Linked DNA regions of Homo sapiens: region 1 is linked to region 2. Evidence: read pairs that join two places in POLR2A ChIA-PET (ENCODE). Cell type or tissue: OCI-LY7. All regions are shown on one strand. Links, peaks and the distances in the headings refer to the core of each region. The heading gives the core; the rest is flanking DNA.

The links. Peaks named below come from ENCODE experiments on the same cell type or tissue, not always from the same donor. Only the 100,000 strongest peaks of a DNase experiment are listed, where the experiment ranks them.
Region 1: POLR2A ChIA-PET joins it to region 2 with 7 read pairs; 2 of 35 experiments call an interaction of 5 or more read pairs at or near these places.

The regions. Positions count from the first base shown.
Region 1 is chr1:160,548,528-160,551,411 of GRCh38, forward strand. It overlaps CD84 (CD84 molecule), which reads right to left. Exons shown (of 7, transcript NM_003874.4): 5 at 2,411-2,508; 6 at 1,390-1,452. The region is part of intron 1 of CD84-AS1 (CD84 antisense RNA 1); the gene reads left to right. Among named protein-coding and RNA genes, the nearest start is that of CD84-AS1, 13 kb to the left of the region's middle. RefSeq lists enhancers at 1-13, 1,111-1,350, 2,181-2,410 and a silencer at 911-960. In OCI-LY7, for the core only: CTCF peaks have their summits at 2,120 (motif pointing right) and 2,335; DNase peaks (open chromatin) are centred at 994 and 2,124; H3K4me3 peaks cover 1,102 bases; H3K27ac peaks cover 2,240 bases.
Region 2 is chr1:160,379,587-160,382,504 of GRCh38, forward strand. All of the region lies in intron 3 of LOC105371466 (a long non-coding RNA gene), which reads right to left. Among named protein-coding and RNA genes, the nearest start is that of NHLH1, 14 kb to the left of the region's middle. In OCI-LY7, for the core only: no CTCF peak of the experiment used is centred there; no DNase peak of the experiment used is centred there.

The DNA of each region.
Region 1 (2,884 bases), core at 1-2,500, 170 kb after region 2:
AGCAATTAACTTCTTAGCCCAGAAAAGAGCAATGGGAGGGAATGGGGGCGGGGGCATATTTGGAATGGATTTTGATTATAGACTTGAGGCAACATTCAGGTTCAAGCTACCTGCATTCCTTGTTCCTAGTTGACCCCTAGTTTTTTTGTATCCCAATAACTCCACTTTCACCTATACATAGTGGGGACTCACTGCCAGCATCTCCTGTGCTCTAGGCATTTAGAGGGCTGCAAACAATCTTCCCATTGGTTTGAGGAGTCTTAGGTTTTCAATTAAATACTGACCCAATAATTGTTATCTAACTTGTCTTTAAGGATTTATCTTGAGATGTCACAATCCAGGATTCCATGATTAATCCCTCGAATTTTATCTCCTTCTAAGTTAAGTTACTCTTGTTCCTCCAACTCTCCTTGAGATCCTGGCACAAATATGCTGGGCACCCTGACCCTCACTTCTTGCCTGTCCTCCTTTTCTTCTCCTCTTCTTTCCTCATTCCTCCCCTTCTTTTTCTTTCCCTCCTTCCCTCTCCTGATCACTAAGAAAGTAAATGTCCCTCTATCTGGTTGTCCAGTCCATTTGGCTTATCTTTTCAAGCAAACTGCCCTGTGCTTCAAGTCCTCCTTAAAAGGAAGTAGCACTGCCCTGCTTGTCGAGCTCATAGATGTCCTCCCTATTGCCTTATAGGATCACTCTCAATTCGTACTCAGTTTAGCTTCCTGCTTGGTAACTCAGCTATTAAACAGGAATACTTAGAAAACATGATTCTTTAAGCAACCCTAAAGCTGTCCTGATTGTAGCAGCAGTGAGGACCTTCAGATAGTGACAATCCCTCCTTAGATCCCCAAAATTTAAAGTCCTGTCAGAGGGCTTTGCATATGACAGAGAAGGACATAAGGCACAGGCATAAGGCACAAGGCACTTGGCACTACAAATGGTTGTGCAGGCTGCGTGTGGTAAAAGAGCAGCTGAGGGAGCAAATGAACTGAAATTCAGCTTCTGCTCCATTGCACCCATCTGGGCATCTGGCATGGGCCTGTGTTTGCTCAGAGGGAAGCACCTGTTTTCTCATTTTCACACTGTGAGCTAGCAGTGACCCCAGGTATTATACGGGATGGAGTTCCCATACCGTAGTTCAGAGGCATAGGGACTTCTGCATTTGAAGGGTGGGATCAGCATCCCAAGTAAGATAACTCGTGGATGGCCATTGACCTAGGGAGTGGGGCTTTGTGCATGGGTGGAAGTACATATAGACCAAAAACCTAGGCAGTGGGTCCTGAGAACTACAAGGAGTCCCAGGGGAACCAGCTAGCCCCTGGTTGGATGGACCGGGTGCACCAGAATGGCTGGAAGAGTTAGGAAAGCAAGGATAAAAAGCCAGAAAGGGGTTACCTTATCAGCAAACTGCACTTCGGAATAAACTGTGTTCACTGGCTCTTCCTTGGAGGGAAGCACCTGTAAAACACACATCTTCCCCTCAGTGAGGGAGCCCAGGCCCATCTACAAGTCCCCTTTCCTAATTCTGCCTCTACCCACCATCCTTCCCTGGTCCCACATTTACTGGGTGGCCTCCCCTTTGGCCTCAGTTCTGCCTCCATCCAACTCTGGAGAGGCTTAGGATCAGGAAGGGATAAGGTGGGGGTGAATGGGTAGCAGTTGGGCAGGGTCTCGGGGGTGAAAAACCTCAGGGGCCAAGAGGAGGGATCCCATGGTTCAGGATGAGTCCTGCTCAGTCAGGATTTTAGCTTTCCATGGGCTCTATGGATCCAGCTGCCCTATCAGTCCAAGCACAGCGCTAGACTGACCAGGCAGACCTCAGTCTCCCCCTTGATTCCTTGCAGACTTTAAGGAGGCAGGCTGGTGGGGACACAGGAGAGGGCGATCCAGGGTGGAGGGGAGGGAGGGGCAGGCAGGTAAAGGGCGGATGGGAGGAGGGGTGTGGAACAGTGACTCTGAGTCTGAGGAAAGCAAGCCGCTGCTGCTAGACCAGGAGGGGCATTCAAGGGAACTTGTCTGTCAGTTCTGTTGCCTCGTAGCCCCCTTAGCAACCTGTTCACCACGTTGGTAGTCACATAGCAGCCCTCACCTCACTCCAGTAGCTCCTCTGTTGTGTGGCCCCTCTAGGGGGCGCCTTGCTCCTAGTCATGGCTCATCTAACCTGGAGCCGGGCCCACTGTGGGACACTCAGTGCCTCAGCCCATGGAGGCTGCCATGGGGTGACAATGGGTCACGTTCCTGTCCTCATAGAAAGATCCGTGGCATCACTTCCCTGACATGGTATTTCCTGGTTGGAACCTCTGGACTCTTGGCCGTGGCTGCTTTCTAGACAACAACAAGCAGAGGCAATGGCTGCCCATGACTCCCTGTCATGGAGATGGTGGCACAGGGGTGTCCATGAATTGCATCAGCTCACCTTGGACTGCAGGATTTCATCATAGATTCTGGACTCTGCTGGCTGGGTGTTCCTTGAAGCCATGATATATGTGTATATGGTTTTCTTTGAGGCAGCATCTGTCTCACAAATAAATATAGACCCACAGTCTGTGAAAGGTGGTTTTTTTAGCAATGATCTATTCCAATGTTCTCTTTTTAAGATGAAGAAAGGAAGCCCCCAGGGATTAAATGGCTGCCATCCTTTGAAATGGATGCTTGGATCCTCAGAATGTCTCAGGAGTCACTTGGCTGAGGCCTCACCCACAGGTCAATGGGAATTCTCTTCTACTCTAGAGTCCAGATTAGGCCAAAGACAATTTCCCCAACCCCTCCCTGTGTGGCCAGTCAAATGTAGCTCTTCTACCCAGGATCTCCCTTCATGTTTCTGACACTTACCACTGACTGTCTTGCATGGCTAGTTGACTTTCCATGTCACGGTCTTAGTTTTTTAACT
Region 2 (2,918 bases), core at 274-2,773:
AGGTCCACCCTTCAGGCTGCCCTCAGACTTAGCTACCCAAAATGCAAACTGAACCAGGACACTTCTACACTATCCTTTTAATGATTCCCCATTATTTCCCCAGGATAAAACCCAAGTTCTTCAACATGGTATGAAAGTCCCTTCACAGTGCAGCTCCTGCCAGTTTGTCCAGCCCCATCGGCCATTCTGTCCTTTGTACTTTTTGCTCTAACAATTCGAAGGCACTCAAAGCTCTCTGGCACAGTCCATGTTACTCCTGACTGCCGTTCCTTTGCTCCCGTTGTTCCTCCTCCTGTACTTCACCTATACGAGTCCTATTCATCCTTCAAGACAATGCAGATGTCCTTGCCTTCAGAAAAGTACCCCAACTTGGTGTGTCTCTCCTATAGCCCCAGCTTGGCTCCTGGTGTGCTCCCTGGTCTTTCTATGCATATCTCTATCATTGCACTCACCACATTGAACTTTACTGAAATCATCTATCTGCTAGCACATGGATTTCAGTGTGACCTGGGGTGAGTTACTTCAAATCTCTGAACATGTTTTCTTTTTTTTGTTTGTTTGTTTCTTTGTTTGTTGTTTTGAGACAGAGTCTCCCTCTGTCACTCAGGCTGGAGTGCAGTGGCCCAATCTCAGCTTACTGCAACCTCTGCCTCCCAGGTTCAAGCAATTCTCGTGCCTCAGCCTCCCGAGTAGCTGGGATTACAGGCGTGCGACATCACGCCTGGCTAATTTTCATATTTTTAGTAGAGGTGGGGTTTCACTATGTTGGCCAGGCTGGTCTCAAATGCCTGACCTCAAGTAATTCACCCACCTTGGCCTCCCAAAGTGCTGGGATTACAGGCATGAGCCACCACACCCGGCCCTATCTTCACTTTTTAGACTTCTGCATAGGACATATGTATATAATTCATTGAGCTTTCCTCCTGCTGATGGCTTCAATCTTTCATTATTAACAATGCTGCAGTGCACATGATCTCATGCATATATTTGTGCATTTATATGAGCATTTTTTTTTTTTTTTTTTGAGACAGAGTCTCACTCTGTAACCCAGGCTGGAGTGCAGTGGCACAATCTCGGCTCAGTGCAACCTCTGCTTCCTGGGTTCAAGCCATTCTCCTGCCTCAGTCTTCCGAGTAGCTGGGATTACAGGCGCGTGCCACAACACCCAGCTAATTTTTGTATTTTTAGTAGAGGCGTTGGTTTCACCATGTTGGCTAGGCTGGTCTCGAACTCCTGACCTCAAGTGATCTGCTGGCCTCAGCCTCCCAAAGTGCTGGGTTTACAGGTGTGAGCCACCGCGCCCGGCCTATATGAGCATTTTGTGAAGGTAGATTTCTAGAAATAAAACTGCTGGATTAAAGAGAATGTACATTTTACATTTTGATAGATACTTCCAGTTCCCCTCCAGTAAGGCTTTATCAATCCACGCTATTTCCAACCACATGTAGGAGTCTACATTTCTCCTACCCTTTATAACAATGGATATCATCATTTTTTTTTTTGCCAGTATGATGGGCAAAAGGAAATATCAAATTTTTCTTTAATTAGAATTTTTCCTATTATTTGAAGTTGATGATAATTTCATGTACTTATTAGATATTTGTTTTTCTTCTGTGAATTTCCTGTTCATATCCTGGGCCTATTTAAAATTTATTTTAATTCTTTTTAAAATTAAAGCTATATATATATATTTAAATGCAATTTATTTTAGGTAAAATAAAAATGTGTTTATTCCCCCTTTTTTTTCAGAGATGGTATCTCACTCTGTTGTCCAGGCTGGAGTGCAGTGGTCCTATCCTAGCTCACTGCAGCCTCAAACTCCTGGGCTCAAGTGATCTTCCTGCTACAGCCTCCTGAGTAACCTCAGTGTTTTATTGGTTTTTTTTTTTTTTTTTTTTTTTTTTTTGTGGCACACTAGATAATTGGTTCATGTATCCCTTTTTGTTGCATCCTCTTTTCCCATCCCTAACCTTATTCTCCTTATTTTTATTTATTTATTTTATTTTAGATGGAGTCTTGCTCTGTCACCCAAGCTGGAGTGCAGTGGTGCCATCTCAGCTCACTGCAAGCTCTGCCTCCCAGATTCAAGTGATTCTCCTACCTCAGCCCACCAAGTAGCTGAGATTATAAGTGTGTGTCACCACACCTGGGTAATTTTTGTATTTTTAGTAGAGATGTGGTTTCACCATGTTGGCCAGGCTGGTCTTAAACCCCTGATCTCAAGTGATCCACCTACCTTGGCCTCCCAAAGTGCTGGGATTACAGGTATGAGGCACTGTGCCTAGCCACCTAATTCTCTTTATCACCCCCCATAGGCGTTGACTCATTTATTTAGTGTGTGTCTTTGAATCTACCTTTTATTCTTTTATTTTCTTTCTTTATGTATCCATGATCAATACATTAGATTATTTTGCATATTTTACATTTCAGAACAATATTGTAGTGTACATCTCACTCTGCTTCTTTTACTTTTCCTTCTTACCAAACATTTGTTATTAAATTCTATTCTGCTTTTATATGAGTTGGAATTTAAAACAATATATGGTGACTTAGTTCATTCTTTGTATCTACATTTACTATATGTACATTCCACAATATATTTATCATAGAAGATATTTTTCCTAATTGTTTGCTGCAATGAATAGCCTTGAGTATGTCATTTTACATGTCCTTTGCAGAATTATTTTTGTAATATACTCCTAGGTATTGGAACTAGATCGCAGGTTACACACATATTCAATTTTACTAGACACTTCTAAATCACCCTACAAAAGGTATCAATTTATATTCACACCAGCAGCTCACGATGCTCTTCATTTCCTACCACTTCACTAGTGGTTGATTTTTTTTTTTTTAATTGAGATGGAGTCTCGCTCTGTTCCCCAGACGGGAGTGCAATGGCATGATCTCTGCTCACT